Linked DNA regions of Homo sapiens: region 2 is linked to region 1. A link is an interaction called in ENCODE POLR2A ChIA-PET data of the cell type or tissue named here. Cell type or tissue: B cell. All regions are shown on one strand. Links, peaks and the distances in the headings refer to the core of each region. The heading gives the core; the rest is flanking DNA.

What was found. Peaks named below come from ENCODE experiments on the same cell type or tissue, not always from the same donor. Only the 100,000 strongest peaks of a DNase experiment are listed, where the experiment ranks them.
Region 2: POLR2A ChIA-PET joins it to region 1 with 5 read pairs; 4 of 35 experiments call an interaction of 5 or more read pairs at or near these places.

What each region holds. Positions count from the first base shown.
Region 1 is chr1:174,265,378-174,274,822 of GRCh38, reverse strand. It overlaps RABGAP1L (RAB GTPase activating protein 1 like), which reads right to left. Exons shown (of 26, transcript NM_001366446.1): 8 at 2,343-2,409. Among named protein-coding and RNA genes, the nearest start is that of RABGAP1L, 110 kb to the right of the region's middle. In B cell, for the core only: no CTCF peak of the experiment used is centred there; no DNase peak of the experiment used is centred there; H3K27ac peaks cover 362 bases.
Region 2 is chr1:174,170,581-174,180,025 of GRCh38, reverse strand. The region is part of intron 1 of RABGAP1L (RAB GTPase activating protein 1 like); the gene reads right to left. Among named protein-coding and RNA genes, the nearest start is that of RABGAP1L, 16 kb to the right of the region's middle. In B cell, for the core only: no CTCF peak of the experiment used is centred there; a DNase peak (open chromatin) is centred at 5,166.

The sequences.
Region 1 (9,445 bases), core at 4,288-6,787:
GTCATTTGGTAATTACTATGTATATTTTTCTAGTGTATTAGTAATACTTCACTAATCAGATTGTGTAGCTTGAGCGCAGGGACCATGCATTCCAGAGATGAAATACACTCAAGGTCACTTGTAAACGAAACCCTCTCAGCAGCCCCAACACACTCATATGATAATGGTCTCTTTCTCTCCTCTACACACACACACACACACACACACACACACACAGAGTCACCTGTTGCTTAATGATAGGGTTATGTTCTAAGTTATGTGTCATTAAGTGATTTCTTTATGCAAATAGAATACACCGTACTTATAAAAACCTAGATGGTATAGGGGCTACACAACTAGGCTGTTGCTCCAAGGCTACAAACTTGTACAGCACGTTACTGTACCAAATACTATAGCAACTATAACAATACCATTTGTGTACCTAAACACAGAAAAGGTACAGTAAAAATACATTATAATCTTACGGGACGACCTTAAAGTATGGGTCCATCATTCACGGAAATTTTCTTACTCAGCATATGACTGTTATATATAAGTAATCTGGCTATTTCACTGAAAAATATATCTTCATTTATAAATAGGACTTTCCTGTCATGAGGATCACATGATATTTGGGAGTGTCATAGAAGGAGTAAAAGTATTAATATCTTGTTCTAGAGTGCAGAATTAAGACTAATTAGGCCAAGTTACAAGAACTATGATTTCAGGTGATTATAAAAAAATAACTTTGTAATAACCAGAACTGTCCCTTAGACTTTAACATAAGGTAATGAGTTTCTCTTCATTAGAAGTAGTCTAGCTGAGGTTCAATGTCCACTATGAAGATTAACAACACTGGGTAATAACAAATCACAACTGCTAATCATTGCAAATACAAGCCTCTCATTTGCCCAACTATTTGTTGCAAGTAAGCCCCTTCTCTGTCTGAGAGCATGAATGCTCACAACTCTTTTGATTTAGATATGGACTCAAAGGTGGGGAGGACTGTTCTGAAAGTTAGAGAGACATAGTGAAGGGGCCTCAGAAGTTTATACCAGTTCTATAATTCTGTAATCTGAATTTAGGTTTTATGGACAAATCTCTGCAGTAATTCATCTTAGTCTTTTAAACTCTGAAAGACCATGATTAATTAGGACCTAGGATCTTAAAAGTTTTCATTACCTCAATCCTCCTAATTTACTTCCTCATGGAATTTTCAGGGCTCCAAAATGCTAATGGCTTGCCTTAGGTAAAACCACTTTCATTACTGATATGTGGTCAAGAAAAAAAAAAAAGATGTAAGAGACATAGATCAATAGCTAATTTATGTTTTAATAATCAATTTAACTGGTTTTCCTTACCTGACCTATTCAGGCAGTGCTTCCTCTATATTTCTGTGGCTTGAAGTACCACCAGATACTAAAAAGTTTGTTTCCCACAAGACCATGAACCCACAGATGGTAAGAGCTATATTTTACTCATATGCATAACCTCATCACTTCACACAACACTTAGCAGACAAACAGGTACCCAAAAGCCTGAATAAACCATTCCTGTACTGCTATAAAATCAGTATTGATATTACCATGAAATTACTCAAAAAAAAGTTGACCTAATTAGTAATGTTTAACTGATATTTGCAAAACACAGCTAAAAAGAAGAAAGCATATAGTGCTTATTATCACTAAATATAAGAATTTCAGTTCACTAAGAAACTTTATACTTACTCTAAGATGATTATTTTCCTATAACGTCTCCAAATCACAAATTAAATGTTTTCACTAACTGCAATATTAGAAGGTATTTCTATTTGAAAGTTAAAATAGCTTGCTACTTTTACACTAAATATCAACTGTTGAATATATATTAACCTTTAAGGACATTCCTTAAATAAATATTACTCCTAGTATAAGTGTACTTTGCTAAGGACAGGTAATCAAGAAGAAATTCAGAAAGGGAAACGCTTTAAAGAAAACAAAAGTACCCATCACAAACTCAAATTAATAGCAGTGCATTAAAATAAATGAAAGGCACCATATTCACTCTGGAGATGCTTGTTATAATCATGTACTTGTTACTACAGGTTCAAAGAAAAGATATCTTTCTAAGAAGCCAAAAAAATAAATGGACATTATCATAACACAATCCTTTTATTTGTTGCATATGACTGTTTTGGTGGAAATTGTCCTGAATTCCTCTTTCACAAGTAATTTTAAGTTTGCGTTTCCAAATTTAATTATTACTATCACACAGCTGCAAGAAATAATTTTGACAATATGACAAAATTTGTAAATAGAAAATACTTGTCAAATATAAAATAACTATCATCTATACTTGGTTAAGGTGCTTAAGATTATCATTACCATATCCAGTAAATGCATGTCACTGTTCTTCACGTTTCGACCTGGGCTTAATAACATTCCAAAACATCTGAAAATATTGGGGGAAAAAAAGGAGAAATAAGGTATCAAGAATATATAGAAGCCCAGTGAGCATAAAGCCTTTTTACAATAACTATACAATCTGAGCTCTGTATTTATAAGCTTTAGTTTTTTTTCTAAAAACACCAGAAATAAGTATTTATGAAGATAGATAATAAAATCACACAGAAATAAGTCATCTAAATTTCCAGATCTTTATTTGCATGTAAAATATTACCAATAAGAAACTACCATAAAAGTGGCCATAAGTTGTTAATTGAAAGAAAATATGGTACTGAGATACAAATTAGTTTCTAGGGAGATAAGAGATTTTATTTGCCTTAGACTTATTCCAAACATATAGGTCAAAATCCATTAACCCAGTTAAACCAAAAACGAGGTTTTTAAAAATAAGAAGATGACACTATGCTCTCTTTGCATCAAACCAGATTAAAAAGAAAGCAAACTGTTGTTACCCTGGCCCTCCACAGTCATGTTCACTAAGTAGCATGTTAATACTATATCCTCAGTTTTAAAAAAAAAAAGTTATGCAAACTTTATTACTAAATGGGCTATTAGTGAAGATATTATATCCAACATATTATTAATTTACTGTTAACTATTTAATATTGTTCTGTGCTTCCTGATGCCAGAGAAGCTTTAGGAATCCCATCAACACTGCCACTTTATTTGTAAAGGATTTGCATAAGCTCTAAAATTCAGCTAACTCGAAGATTTTTATGTTTGTTAGGCTATTATTAACTCCACTTTACATGTAAGCAAAGTAAAGTCCAGAGAAGTTAAGCAATTTACCCAAATTCATACTGCTATATTATAGGTCTCGTAACTTGAGAAGCAATGTAATCTGTCCACAGGGTCCCTCTGCCAACAACACATACCCACACACAAGAATGTTTTTATTGTAGTTTCCCAAAACTTCAAGATATGCTATGTAACAATTTATAGAAAGGGTAAAGAATATAACTATATTAAACATAAGATTTTTTCAATTTCAAAATAGTGGCAGCTAACCACTCAACCGTTATTCTCATCCTTGTTGTTTTTCAAAGGTTTACTCTCCTAGTATCATGGCTAATGCTGACATGAGCAAGATCACTGGTCCTGTCCAAATGTAAGCTTAGTAAGGAGTAAATGTATACTTCCTATAAGTTCTTGAGGATCACTTGTTCAAGGCTTCCTTCTGGCACCCAAAAATGATCACGTACATAGCAAAGCTAAAGTTGGTAAGCTCTGAGGATAACTTTTCAAATACAGAGAACAAAATATAATCTACAAGAGAAATAATTATACTCTAGTATTCATAATTTCACCTATATACTGCTATGATCTCTCTCCTATGAATTCTTGTAATAAACACTGTCTACACAAATTAAATAATAATCAATCATGCAATTCACTGTACTATTTCTTATACTACTGCCCTAAATTCTTGCTAAGGAAGAATAAAAGATTTAATTCTTTTTTAGAAATAAAATTTGACTCTCTAAAAAATTAGGTCAATGAGAACAGATTTATCTCACACATCCCTACATACTTTGCTTCAGCTTGCATCTCTAATGGTTTTTTGTTTTAAGAACAATGTTCTATATTATAGGGTTTAAATTACAAACCCATTATATAGTCACCATAATAAGTTAACAAATACCAAAGTATGTAAAGAAAAAATAATTTCTCCCTTCTGTCAGCCTCCTTAGGAAATAATGCTAACAGTTTGGAAAGTATACTCTCTTTCTTTTTGTTCTTTTTGAAAATTTAAAGGATTTTTTTATTTTTTAAGGCAGAAAAAGATTTTTTTTAATTTTTATTTTTATAGGCATAAGGATTACAAGTGCAGATTTCTTACATGTATGCATTATGTAGAGATAAAGTCTGTCTGGGCTTTTAGAGTACCCATCAACCAAAGACTGAACATTGTAACCAATAGGTAATCTTTCAACCTTCACCCCGCTCTCCCACCCTCCTACCTTTTGTAATCTCTGATGGCTATAATAAAAGTTAAAGTTTAATGTCATTTGTTTCTCAAGCACTTCCAGGTGAATGATAAAATAGATGAAATTTCACATTTTCTCAGCATAATATTTCTATATTACATTGTACTGCAAAAGGAGCCTTAGAGGTTTGGATTTTTCTTAAGTAGCAATACTCATCACCTTATTTTGATAATCTTTAATGCACTAATCTTTTCCTGGCCTGGAAAAAAAAAAAAAGCCCTGCCACCAACCAGCATGACCTTAGAGAAAGCACCTAACCCCCTGGGACTCTGCTCCCTCTTCTAGCAAACAGGAAAGGTATAATACATGAACTTTAAGCACTTAAATTACATAATTATTTTCTGTCAAGCTGTATTAGTCATTTTCAAAATTACACTTCATTAAAGCACACCAGGATTCCTATGGAGGCCAGCAAGATCTATTAGGAATAATGTGTCAGAAATTAGATAGATATTATTAGTAACATTAACACCTAATAGGAGTATTCAGTGTTTCACTGGGGAGTTCAAAGCATTCAACAGTCTCTTATTAACTCTATAGATAAGGTAAAAAGCAAATTGCTATCCCACCTATTTTCTCAAGGAGTTTACAGTATAGTGGGGGGGAAAATAAGTAAACAGGCAATTAGAATCTGATATCATTCGTTCTAAAATACCTGTAAGTACATAATATCAACAAAGTATAGAAGAGACATCCAACATAATTTATAATATAGTGAATAGCTGACTTCACTGAAAAATTGAAATCAACCTCCTGAGAATGAGCTGATGATGCTATTATATCAATTATTATCATAATAATAGATATTGTTTATTGAATGTCTTAACTTTAAGCCAGGCTCTACTATACTGTTACATTTAAATTTCAAAGCAACCTTCATACAACAAACGATAAAACTGATTTTCAAAAACAATGGTTTTGCCCAAAGCCACATAGCTACTAAGTTACACGACCGGGATTCATGCCCATGTCTATCACTACAAAACTATATGGTCTTTTACATTACAGCCTGCCAAGGACTGTCAGTAAAAGACTATAAGCTCCCTGAGAGACCCTGGGCAAATCACAAACCTCAAAGTCTCACTTTCCACATTTCTGAAGTACAAATACTTGCTTTCATGTTCATTACGTCAACGTAAACTCGACATGAAAAAACTCCTGGCCGGGCGCGGTGGCGCAGTGGCTCACGCCTGTAAATCCCAGCACTTTGGGAGGCCGAGGTGGGCGGATCACGAGGTCGGGAGATTGAGACCATCCTGGCTAACAAGATGAAACCCCGTCTCTACTAAAAATACAAAAAAATTAGCCGGGCCTGGTGGCGGGCGCATGTAGTCCCAGCTACTCGGGAGGCTTAGACGAGAGAATGGCGTGAACCGGGGAGGCAGAGCTTGTGTGAGCCGAAGCTTGTGTGAGCCGAGACTGCGCCACTGCACTCCAGCGTGGGCAACAGAGCAAGACTCCGTCTCAGAAAAAAAAGAAAAAGAAAAGAAAAAACTCATGATGAAAGGGCACTGTAAACTATAAAACAGTTGATAATTATAAATTATTATAATTACCATTACCATTAAGAAGAGAAAGCTCTCCCTTTCATAGTAATACTTAGTGTTTACTCAAAATAGAACTTTAAGCAGCTTTTAACACCAAGTTAACCTCTAGAACAAATACCAAAAACTCTGTATCACTAATACGGCTTTAGACTTAACTGCAGGAAAAAGTGAGAAAAACAGATGTTGTATTAATGTCCTGCAATATGAAACTAATTTTTTAAAAACTTTTACCTTTAGTCTATCAAATCATTAGGAATTACATATATCTCCATGAAGATAAAAATGGAAGGTAGGGAAGGAGAGAGAGGAAAAGAACACGCTCTCTTGCTGTACTAAACTTTTATTATTAAAAATGAAAAAGTGGCTGGGCGCAGTGGCTCACGCTTGTAATCCCAACACTTTGGGAGGCCGAGGTGGGCAGATCACAAGGTCAGGAGATCGAGACCATCCTGGCTAACATGGTGAAACCTCCGTCTCTACTAAAAAATACAAAAAAAATTAGCCGGGCGTAGTGGCGGGCACCTGTAATCCCAGCTACCGAGGAGGCTGAGGCAGGAGAATGGCGTGAACCCGGGAGGCAGAGCTTACAGTGAGCCGAGATTGCACCAGTGCACTCCAGCCTGGGCAACAGAGCAAGACTCCGTCTCAAAAAAAAAAAAAAATGAAAAAGTGACAGCATAATAGAAAGGGAAAAACAGAACTGCAAATAAGAAAATCTATAATGCAATCACAGTTTTTCAAAACTTTATGCAAAACACTAAAACTAAATAATTTCATAAAAGTTGGAATCTCAGTCAGTCTCCCCAAAGGGGCTAAAGCAAAAAGATAATTGGGCAAATCTTCTATTGTGTCAATGAGACTGTTATTTCCCTTACTAAAAAGACTGAAGTAGAGAAAGATACACAGGCATTTGTCACTATGTACAGTGGTGTGGAACCACAAAAATAACCATATAAGCAAAACTGCATATAAAATGATATTTTTCAAAAGGAAAAATTATGATTCTTCAGTAACCTTTAAAAATTTTTGTCCAAACTTCAAAAACTCTCTTACTTTCAGTTATAAATATATAGGACAATTGTTAAAAAGTAAAACTATTGTTTATTTAGCACTTCGTTGTTTGAAGCACAAAAATTAAAGTATTTTAATTATTTAAAAAAACTTATCAAGAATATATTGAACAGTGCTTGCTGCCTTCTCATATAATTTACAATACAAAGTATTTTTTCTATCTTGGCAAACTGTCATATTCCTTTCTAAGTTTGGATTAACTTCCAAACTTTATCCTTTGCATGTTCAATGTTGTGAAGTATCTCCAAGAGTTCCTTTAATGTGAAAAATTTGCCAGAGTCATTTCCCCTGGAACATTCATGCTTTTCATCACAACCACTTTCCTTATTTACACTGATAAGTTCATCTTCACAAAGTTCATCTGGCTGCATATCTAGAGTCCACTGAATAGCAACAGTGTCAACACTCCCACAGACAGCTATTTATTCTACATCTCCATAAGTGTCCTATTCATATCCTTCAAAGTTACTTCTATAGCGAAGTAAAAGTTTGCTATACTACAGACATAATATTCATTGTTGCTCCCTGAAATGATGTCTTCAACTGCATGCTTTATGTCATATTTCTCCCAAAATTGAGATAAAGAAATTGCATAATCTCCAGTCTCCTTATAATTACTATTTCCTTTTGATGTGGCATCTAACTTCAGTATTTTGGCTGACATGCTAGCAAAACTGATTGGAATTTTTGTTTATTACAGTCTTAATCCAAAGCAGAAGTATATGCTCCAGTTAAACCATAAGCAGCTTTCTGTTCCTAGTGAAACTTAAACTAAAGGATGTTGGAGTGATTTTATCATTTTTTTAAATTTATCATACTTTTTCAATATGGTTCATATCACAACTTTATACAGGCCTAGGTCTCATTCTGTCTTCATTTTGCTGTTGCCATTTTAAAATCTTCTAAGACTGTGCATCTTCTAAAATTACATGCAATTTCACTTTCAGCATTATGACTTTTCATTTCTTTGTAGCACTGTTAGCTTTGTTGGCCAATTTCCTCTTTGGATTATCCATTTTTGTAAAATGTCAAATGGATTTATTACCAGAGACAAAGAGGCAACACAACCACATACTTTGCTATCTGTAAGTAAAGTGAATAACAGATACACAGTGACCAATCACCAACAGACTTTGGAAGAAGCGACATGATTGGTCACTAATCATGTATGTATATAGTGACTTGTGGACTGAACAGCAGAGTTTGTTTTGCAATTACTCTGTTAATATACTATGGTAACAGAAATTTGAACCATGTGTTTGGGAGACTAGTGTTGTAACTGAACCACGGTAAGAGAAAATAATGTATACCATAACTACAAAGCAAGGACTGCCTGTATATACACACATAGGTTCTAAAGAACTCTAGCCAAGATTTTGCCTTCCAGTGGTAGCAGTCTACTCAGATTTTGCAGGTTACTTACTTCTGATTATCACTCAAAAAAGACCAATAGTCTTAAAATCTTAACTGTGGTTGTTGTAATAGTACCACTAATAGTAATAATAGCATGCATTTATTAAGCATTATTGTGAACACTTTACAGTTACTAGCTAATCTTCTCCCCACAATCTTAAGAGGTAAGTTTTATTCACAATTTACAAATTGCAAACTGAAGCACAGAGAAGTTAAATAACTTGACCAAGATCACTGTAAAGCCAAGATTCAAACCCAGATGAGGGTACTCTATAGCTATTTATCCTAAAAATTTCACTCTAGTAACTTCAGTGATATCAGTAATAGGAAGAAGGAGTCTCTCCAGATTTAAAAATTGGTTACTCTTTTCATTCATCAGGTAGGAAATCGTTTTATCTATCTATCTGTCTATGTAACTAACTATCTATCTTAGATTTCCTAGAACACTAGGAAAAATCACCAAGAAAAAAATAACCTAAATAGATCTTAGGACTGCCATAGAGCTGCTACCAGTACAGAGAATTTAACATGCAGATAGGCTATAAAAGAAGAATATCTTAGGTCCACTTTTTTTAAATTTTCAACCAACAAATTTCAAAAACAAAAAAAAATACCAGTACAGAGAAAATAACATACAGAAAGAAGAATATTTTTAGGTCAATGTTCTTAAAATTTTTCATTGAATAAATTTCAAAAATAAAAACAAAAAAACCCTCCATACCATCCTTAGCAATAATGTTCCCATTAATTCTCACATTAATAAAGGGTCAAAATTTAAAATGCAGAATAACTCAAATATGAGTGCTTTCCTTCTTCACTTTTTTTTTTTTTTTTTTCAAGACAGGCTCCAGCTCTGTCACCCAGGCTGGAGTGCAGTGGCACAATCTCAGCTCTGCAACCTCCACTTCCTGATTCAAGCCATCCTCCCACCAAATATGAGTACTTTTACTAACTCCCTTCAAATACAAAATGAGAACTTAGCTACAGTCAGATTTTAAAATAT
Region 2 (9,445 bases), core at 3,895-6,394, 94 kb after region 1:
AAACATGTTTCAATGAAGTTATTTAAAAAATGTTTGCTCCAGCATACTCTTGCTATCTCCAAGGAATATATTCTGAGACTTTAACAAATGTCCAAATTCTTGAATACTACTAACATATTATTTTCTACATTAAATGCATACATAAGATGAAAAAGTAACATTGAACAACAAATTGCTGGGCTTATACAGGGCTTGCTCTATTCCAGCTATTCCCAAAGTGTGGTCCATGGACCCCAGAAGTCCCCCAAGACCCTTTCAGAGAGTTCATAAGGTCAGAGCAATTTTCCTAATAATACTGAGACATTATTTGCTTTTTTCACTGTGCTAATGTGATGATGCAAAAGCAATGGTGGGTAAGATTGCTGGTGTCTTAACACAAATGAAACAGCAGCACCAAAGTATACTGGTAGTCACTGTACAACCATATATGCTCAGTTAAAAAGTGTGTGTGTGTGTGTGTGTGTGTGTGTGTGTGTGTGTGCACGTGCTAAGACTGTCTTTAATGAAACAGTAAAAATTATCTCCAACCTTTTGAGCACACATCTTTTTAACATTCTATGTGACAAAGTAGGAAATACACAAAGTATTTCTGCTGCACACCAAAGTATAATAGTTTTCAGAAGAAAATGCACTTGTGCAATTGTTTGAGTGGCAAGTTAAATTAACCATTTTCTTCACAGAGTACCATTTTTACTTTAAAGAACAACTAACTGACAAACTATAGTTGTAAGGACTTGGGTATTTGGAAGACATTTTCTCTCAATGGAACAAGCTAACACAGTCAATTCGAAGAAAACAACTGACAGTATTTGTTGCCAATGATAAAATTTTAGCTTCAAGCAAAAAAAAAAATCAGCTTAGGCTAAGGCAAGAGGATCGCTTGAGCCCAGGAGTTTGAGTACAGCCTGGGCAACACAGCAAGACCCTGTCTCTTGAAAAATAAAAAATAAAAAAAAACTAGCTTAACAGCCTCACACTACTTAAAAGACTTTTCTGGGATTGTTTTGTTTTGTTTTGTTTTTGTTTGTTTTACTTTCAGTTTTGGGATACATGTGCAGAATGTGCAGGCTTGTTACATAGGTATACATGTGCCATGGTGGTTTGCTGCACCTATCAACCCGTCACCTAGGTTTTAAGCCCTGCATGCATTACCTGTTTTTCCTAATGCTCTCCCTTCCCTTGCCTCCCAACCCCCAATAGGCCCCAGTATGTGATGTTCCCCTGCCTGGGTCCATGTGTTCTTACTGTTCAACTCCCACTTATGAGTGAGAACATTCGGTGTTTGGTTTTCTGTTCCTTTGTTAGTTTGTTGAGAATGATGGCTTCCAGCTTCATCCATGTCCCTGCCAAGGGCATGAACTCATTCTTTTTTATGGCTGCATAGTATTCCATGGTGTATATGTGCCACATTTTCTTTATCCAGTCTATCACTGATGGGCACCTGGGTTCATTCCAAGTCTTTGCTATTGTAAATAGTGCTGCAATAAACATACGTGTGCATCTGTCTTTATGGCAGAATGATTTATAATCCTTTGGGTATATACCCAGTAATGAGATTGCTGGGTCAAATGGTATTGCTGGTTCTTTATCCTTCAGGAATTGACACACTGTCTTCCACAATGGCTGAACTAATTTATACTGCCACCACCCATCTCAGCCCAAAAACTCCTTAAGCTGATAAGCAACTTCGGCAAAGTCTCAGGATACAAAATCAATGTGCAAAAATCACAAGCATTCCTATACACCAACAGACAAGCAGAGAGCCAAATCAGGCCATTCACAATTGCTACAAAGAGAATAAAATAACTAGGAATACAACTTATAAGGGACATGAAGGACCTCTTCAAGGAGAACTACAAACCACTGCTCAAGGAAATAAGGGAGGACACAAACAAATGGAAAAACAGTCCATACTCACGGATAGGAAGAATCAATGTCGTGAAAATGGCCATATGCCCAAAGTAATTTATAGATTCAATGCTATTCCCATCAAGCTACCATTGACTTTCTTTGCAGAATTAGAAAAAACTACTTTAAATTTCATATGGAACCAAAAAACAATCCATATAGCCAAGACAACCTTAAGCAAAAAGAACAAAGCTGGAGGCATCATGCTACCTGCCTTCAAACTATACTACAAGGCTACAGTAACCAAAACAGCATGGTACTGCTACCAAAACAGATATACAGACCAATGGAACAGAATAGAGACCTCGGAAATAACACCACACATCTACAACCAGCTGATCTTTGACAAACCTGACAAAAACAAGCAATGGGGAAAGAATTCCCTACTTAATAAATGGCGTTGGGAAAACTGGCTAGCCATATGCAGAAAACTGAAACTGGACCCCTTCCTTACACCTTATACAAAAATTAACTAAAGATGGATTAAAGACTTAAATGTAAAACCCAAAATCATAATAACCCTAGGAAAAAACCTAGGCAATGCCATTCAGGACATAGGCATGGGCAAAGACTTCATGACTAAAACGCCAAAAGCAATTTTAATAAAACCCAAAATTGACAAATGGGATCTAATTAAGCTAAAGAGCTTCTGCACAGCAAAAGAAACTATCATCAGAGTGAATAGGCAACCTACAGAACGGGAGAAAATTTTTGCAATCTACCCATCTAACTATGGTCTAATATCCAGAATCTACAAGAAACTTAAACAAATTTACAAGAAAAAAACAAACAATCCCATCAAAAGTAGGCGAAGGATATGAACAGACACTTCTCAAAAGAAGACATTTATGCGGCCAACAAACATAAGAAAAAAAGCTCATCATCACTGGTCATTAGAGAAACGCAAATCAAAACCAAAATGAGATACCATCTCACGCCAGTTAGAATGGTAATTATTAAAAAGTCAGGAACCAACAGATGCTGGCAAGGCTGTGGAGAAACAGGAACGTTTTACACTGTTGGTTTTGTTTTGTTTTGTTTTGAGAGAGGGTCTCACTCTGTCGCCCAGGCTGGAGTCCAGTGGTGTTATCTCAGTTCACTGCAACCTTGACCTCCTGGGTTCAAGCAATTGTCCTTCTTCAGCCTCCCGAGTAGCTGGGATTACAGGCGCCCACCACCATGCCCAGCTAATTTTTTTGTATTTTCAGTAAAGGTTTCACCATGTTGGTCAGACTGGTCCCAAACTTCTGACTCAAATGATCTGCCTGACTTAGCCTCTCAAAGTGCTGGGATTACACACGTGAGCCACCATGCCCAGCCCTTAGAAGACTTTTCTGATGACACTGATGGCAGTATTAACAAATGTTGACCTTTTTTTTTTTTTTTTTTTTTTTTTTTTTTTTTCTGAAAAAGGGTCTCCCTCTGTTGTCCATGCTGGAGTACAGTGGTGCCATGTCAGCTCACTGCAACCTCCGCCTCCTAGGCTCAAGTGATCCTCCCATCTTAGCCTCCCAAGTAGTTGGGACTACAGGCATGTGCCACCATGCCTGGCTAAGTTTTTTGTATTTTTGGTAGAGACAGCGTTTCACCATGTTGCCCAGGCTAATCTTGAACTCCTAAGCTCCAGCGATCCGCCCGCCTCGGCCTCCCAAAGTGCTAGGATTACAGGCGTGAGCCACCATGCCCAGCTTGACTTCTTTATATTGTATAATAAGATGTGCCAATATTATAAAGATCTGCATAAATCAGTGAACCAATGCCTTACAAATGACGAGTTATAAAATTACACATAGATAAAAGATCCATTCAAACTGCAAGACAGACCAGTGGATTTTAAATGTAACAGGTTACAAAAAGTTCATTAATGTGATGTAAGATTTTACATGGCAACTAACCATTAATATAAAACTACCAACTGTAGAATTCTGGTGTGATATGAAAGAAAAATATCAACATTACCTTAAAAGACTATTAAAATACTCCTCCCTTTACAAGCTACATATGAGGCCAGCTTTTCTTTGGATATTTCAACCCAAAAAGCATACTGCAATAGGGTGAATGCAGTGACAAATATGAGAATTTGTCTGTCTTCTACAAAGCCAGACATTACACAGGTTTGCAAAATCTAAAACAATGCTGTCTTCTCGCTAAACTGTTAGTAATACAGGACTATTATAAGAATTAAGTAATACTGGCTGGGCACGGTGGCTCATGTCTCTAATCCCAGCACTCTGAGAGGCCAAGGAGGGCAGATCACCTGAGGTCAGGCGTTCAAGACCAGCCTGGCCAACATGGTGAAACTCCATTTCTACAAAAATACAAAATGTAGCCAGGCATGATGGTGGGTGCCTGTAATCCCAGCTACTCAGGAGGCTGAGGCAGGAGAATCGCTTGATCCTGGGAGGCAGAGGTTGCAGTAAGCTGAGATCGCACCATTGCACTCCAGCCTGGGCAACTGAGCAAGACTCCGTCTCAAAAAAAAAAAAAAAAAAAAGTAGCCGGGCGTGGTGGCACGTGCCTGTAGTCCCTATTCAGGAGGTTGAGGTAGGAGAACTGCTTGAGCCCAGCAGGCAGAGGTTACAGTGAGCCAAGATAGCAAGACTCTGTCTCAAAAAAAAAAAAAAAGAAAAAAGAAAGCCTGTAGTCTAATGCAGAAACAGGCAAGTTGCAATACAATGTGATTAGTATGACAACAAAGAGGAAAACTGAATGCTTTAAAAGCACAAATGAGAGATTTCTAACAGAGACCACAGTCTCAAGAAAGGCTTTTTAAGATGATATCTATGCTCAGACCCCAACTTCATGCCATCCAGAACAAAAAGACGACATGGTTCATGCTCTCTAAAAATTCTTGGTACCCAAGTGGTTAAGAACCATAACTCTGGTATCTAAGTAATTTCTAACTACAGTTATATAATATTGTACTGAACAATGTCTAGCATTCCATAATCTACTGGTCTGTGTCATATACAAGAAAATTAAATCTATGGTTATTCAAAGCCTTTTAGAAATCAATCATGCTGAAAAAAACAATTTGATAACTGTACTAAGTTTACCCCCTGGTTTTCATCCTATTTCATATTTTAAAAATCTTAGTAATATAAATACTTTGACACCTTCATAAATTTACTGTGATAGCTAGTTTTAGTTGTCAACTTGACTAAACTAGGGGATACCCAGATAGCTAGTAAAAGCATTATTTCCGCATTTGCCTATGAGGGTGTTTCCCAAAGAGACTGCCATTTGAATCAATAGACTGAGTAAGAACGATCTACCCTTACCCAGTGTGGGCAGGCACCATCCAATCTGCTGGGGGATAAGATAAAACAAAAAGGCAGAGGAAGGGCAAATTCACTCACTCTCTGTTCTGGAGCTCAGACATTTGTCTTTCTTGCCCTCTGACCTCAGAACTTCAGGTTCTCCAGCCTTTGGACTCCAGGACTTGCATCAGCAGCCCCCTAGTTTTTCAGCCTTCAGCCTCGAATTGAGAGTTATTTTGCAAAAACCTCAATCACTTTTGCACCAACCTAATACAATGTTGGCTCTGCTGGTTCTCAGGCCTTTGGACTTGAAATGAGCTACTGGTTTCCCTAGTTCCCTAGTTTGCAGACGGCCTATCACGGGATTTCTCAGCCTCCATAATTGTGTAAGCCAATTCCAACAGATCTGTATCTACACATAGCTATCCTATTGGTTCTGTTTCTCTGAAGAATCCTAACTAATATATATACTATACAGGACATATATTTCATGTCTTCTTGGTAACAGAGAGCACAGCAAACTTTCATTATTATTCTATAGTATTACAAATACATTTGATACCCTTAAAGCTAATTTAGTTGTCCAAGGATGTTTTCCTTGTATTATCTATGACTTATTCAGTTGTGTGTGTGTGTGTGTGTGTGTGTGTGTGTGTGTGTGTATTTTTTTTCCAATTTCTTCATTGCTATCATGTTGTCAGAAATCTGTCTTGTTATCAGTATGTTTATTGCAGCATCTTGCTGCTTGTAAATTATTCCTCCTTAATCTACTACAACCTTAGAAACCTTAAGTATCATATATAAAGTAAAAATAAGCTCTCAGCGACAGCCTAAAGAGCTTTATTTATAAAGAATTTCTTATTAAACTGACAACTATTTGGGGGCTTTTGTAATGTTTCAGAGAGATGAGGTACTGCCACTGAGTCTAGATAGGTAAAGACTTACTATTTCAAAGTTTCATACCTATATCTAAAATATCCCTCTTGCTTTCTATAAACTCAACTCAGATATTCCAGACAGCCTTACTTGAAACCCAGATCAGTTTACATATCCTTCTGAAGACACACCTTGTGGTGCCCCTTCCTTGCCACTCTCTATTCATCTGTTTCCCCAATAAGACTGTCAGCTCTTCAACAATCTCTCATCTCTGCTTCTCCAGCACAAAACCCATATTCTACCTTATAAATAAATACTTGTTGAAAAAAAAACGACAGAGAATGAAACCAACTGTATAAAAAGCCATAAACTTACTACATAAAATTAAAATGACCTTTCATATATATAATGATATTAAGTTTCTTCTCAAAATGCACACTCAGGAAATCCAAATTTGAGAGGAAGTCATAAGAAATGCATTAAGAACCAAGTATGTAATAATGTAATAGTAAGCCACTTCACCCACCCCATCCTCTAAAAAATCTTTTTAACAGCCGGGTGCTGTGGCTCACGCCTGTAATCCCAGCACTTTGGGAGGCTGAGGTGGGCAGATTACCTGAGGTTGGGAGTTTGAGACCAGCCTGACCAACATGGAGAAACGCCATCTCTACTAAAAATACAAAACTAGCCGGGCATGGTGGTGCACGCCTGTAATCCCAGCTACTCGGGAGGCTGAGGCAGGAGAATCACTGGAACCTGGGAGGCAGAGGTTACGGTGAACCGAGACCATGCCATTGCACTCCAGCCTGGGCAACAAGAGTGAGACTCCATCTTAAAAAAAAAAAAAAAATCTTTTTAACTTGGAGGGGAAAAAGCAAAACACCATAGCTGCATCTTACTCAGATAATTATATATTTATATTCAATCTAAGTGCAACTGACATTTAAAGAATGTTTGCTAAAATAGCTTAAAGAAGTAAACACTAATATCTATAATAAAACCTTAAAACCCCTAGAAGAAAACACAAGGGAAAAGCTCCCTGATATTGTTCGGCCTTGGCAATGATATTGGTGGATACTACACCAAAAGCTCAAACAACAAAAGCAAAAATAAATAAGTAGGACTACATCAAACTAAAAAGCTTCTCCAAAACAAACAACAAAATGAAAAGGCAGCCTATGGACTGGGAGAAAATATTTGCAAACTATGTATCTGGTAAAGGGTTAATATCCAAAATACATAAGGAACTCTCACAACTCAACAGCAAAAAACAAAACAAAACGAAATAACCCAATTAAAAAATGGGCAAAGAACCTAAAGAGACATTTTTCCAAAGAAGACATACAAAGGGCCAACAGGTATATGAAAAAGCACTGAAAACATCACTAATTATCAGGGAAAAGCAAATCGAAACCACAATGAGCTATCACCTCACACCTGTTTGGATGGCTATTATCAAAAAGACAAAAGTGTTGGCCAAAGTGTGGAGAAAAGGAAACCCTTGTACACTGTTGTTGAAAATGTAAATTGCTACACAGACATTACGGAAAATGGTATAGAAGTTCCTCAAAACATTAAAAATAGAACTGCCTATGATCCAGCAATCCCTCTGCTGGGTATACACCCAAAGAAACTGAAATCAGCACCTCATAGAGATATATGCTTTCACATATTCATTGCAGCATTATTCACAATAGCCTAGATTATGGAAACAACCTAAGTGTCTGTCCTAAGATGAACAGATAAAGAATTTGTGGCATATATACACACACACACACACACACACACACACACACACACACACAAGGGAATATTATTCAGCCTTAAAAAAAAAAAAAGGAGATACTGTCATTTGAAACAACATAGATGAACCTGGAGGACACTATGTTAAATGAAATAAGCCAGACACAAAAAGAAAGACACTACATGATCTCATTTATATATGAAATCCTTTTTTTTACTTTTTATTTATTTATTTATTTAGATGGAGTCTCACTCTGTCGCCCAGGCTGGAGTGCAGTGGTGTAATCTCAGCTCACTGCAACCTCCGCCTCCCGGGTTAAAACGATTCTGCTGCCTCAGCCTCCTAAATAGCTGGGATTACAGGCACATGCCACCATGCCTGGCTAATTTTTGTATTTTTAGTAGAGACGGGTTTTCACCATTTTGGTCAGGCTGGTCTCGAACTCCTGACCTCGTGATCTGCCTGCCTCGGCCTCCCAAAGTGCTGGGATTACAGGCGTGAGCCACCACACCCAGCGAAATCCTTTTTTTTTTTTTTTTTTAAAGCTGAATACGCAGAAACAAGAGTATAGCCACAGTTACCAGGGGAAAGGAGGGGGACGAAATGGGAATAAGTAGGTCAAAGGGTACAAACTCGCAGTTATGTAGGATGAATAAGTCTAGAGAGCTAATGTATAGCGCGAAGTCTATAATTATTCATATTGTATAGTATATATAAAATTTGCTAAGACAGATTTTAGATGCTTATACCACAATTTTAAAAATTATAGAAGGAGATGGATAGGTTAATTTGCTTAACTGTAGTAATCATTTCATGATTTTGTATCTGTGTATCAAAACATAAAAATCATTTCATGATTTTGTATCTGTATATGTTTTGTATATGTATAGCAAAACATGCTGTATACCTTAAATATAAACAATTTTAGAAATGGACAAAGAAAGAATGGTGATTATTGATGATCTAAGCTAAAATAAAATTAAAAAGCTCTTTTGGGCATATCTCGCTAATTTGAGGATATTCTAACAGAAAATAAGTAACCCATAACAAAGACTCATAGATTATTGATGTTGGAAGGATCTTATAGGTCACCTGTTATTTACATATACTCCTCATTGCAGAAAGAATTCAGGCTGCTAGAGATCATCTGATCCACTTTTTATAATACATCCCTACATTTCTGCATTCCTCTACCTTTCACTCACAGATCCCTTGAACCCACACAAAATATGTCTTTATAGATAACTTTTCAAATATTCATCTGTTCAACTTATTTTATAGCATTACTGATTACAAACAAATATGTGTACAAGATTTCAAAGATTTCTTTGGTGTCTCAAATATTATCCAATAAAATGAATACACCAGAGACATCTGTGTGTTCTTTTGTACATCTTATCTTTTTTGATTCTCATAACTATCCTATGAAATGTGCAAAACAAGTACCATCCCATTTAAAGATTGTCAATACAGAGTAGTAGTAGAGAGTCACTGTGAGACAGATTTAGAAGCAAGAGATAACTGCCTCTCACAAGCTACGTGATTTTTTTTTTTTTTTTTTTTTTTGAAACAGCGTCTCACTCTGTCCAGGCTGGAGTGCAGTGGCGCAATCTCGGCTCACTGCAACCTCAGCCTCCCTGGTTCAAGCGATTCTCCT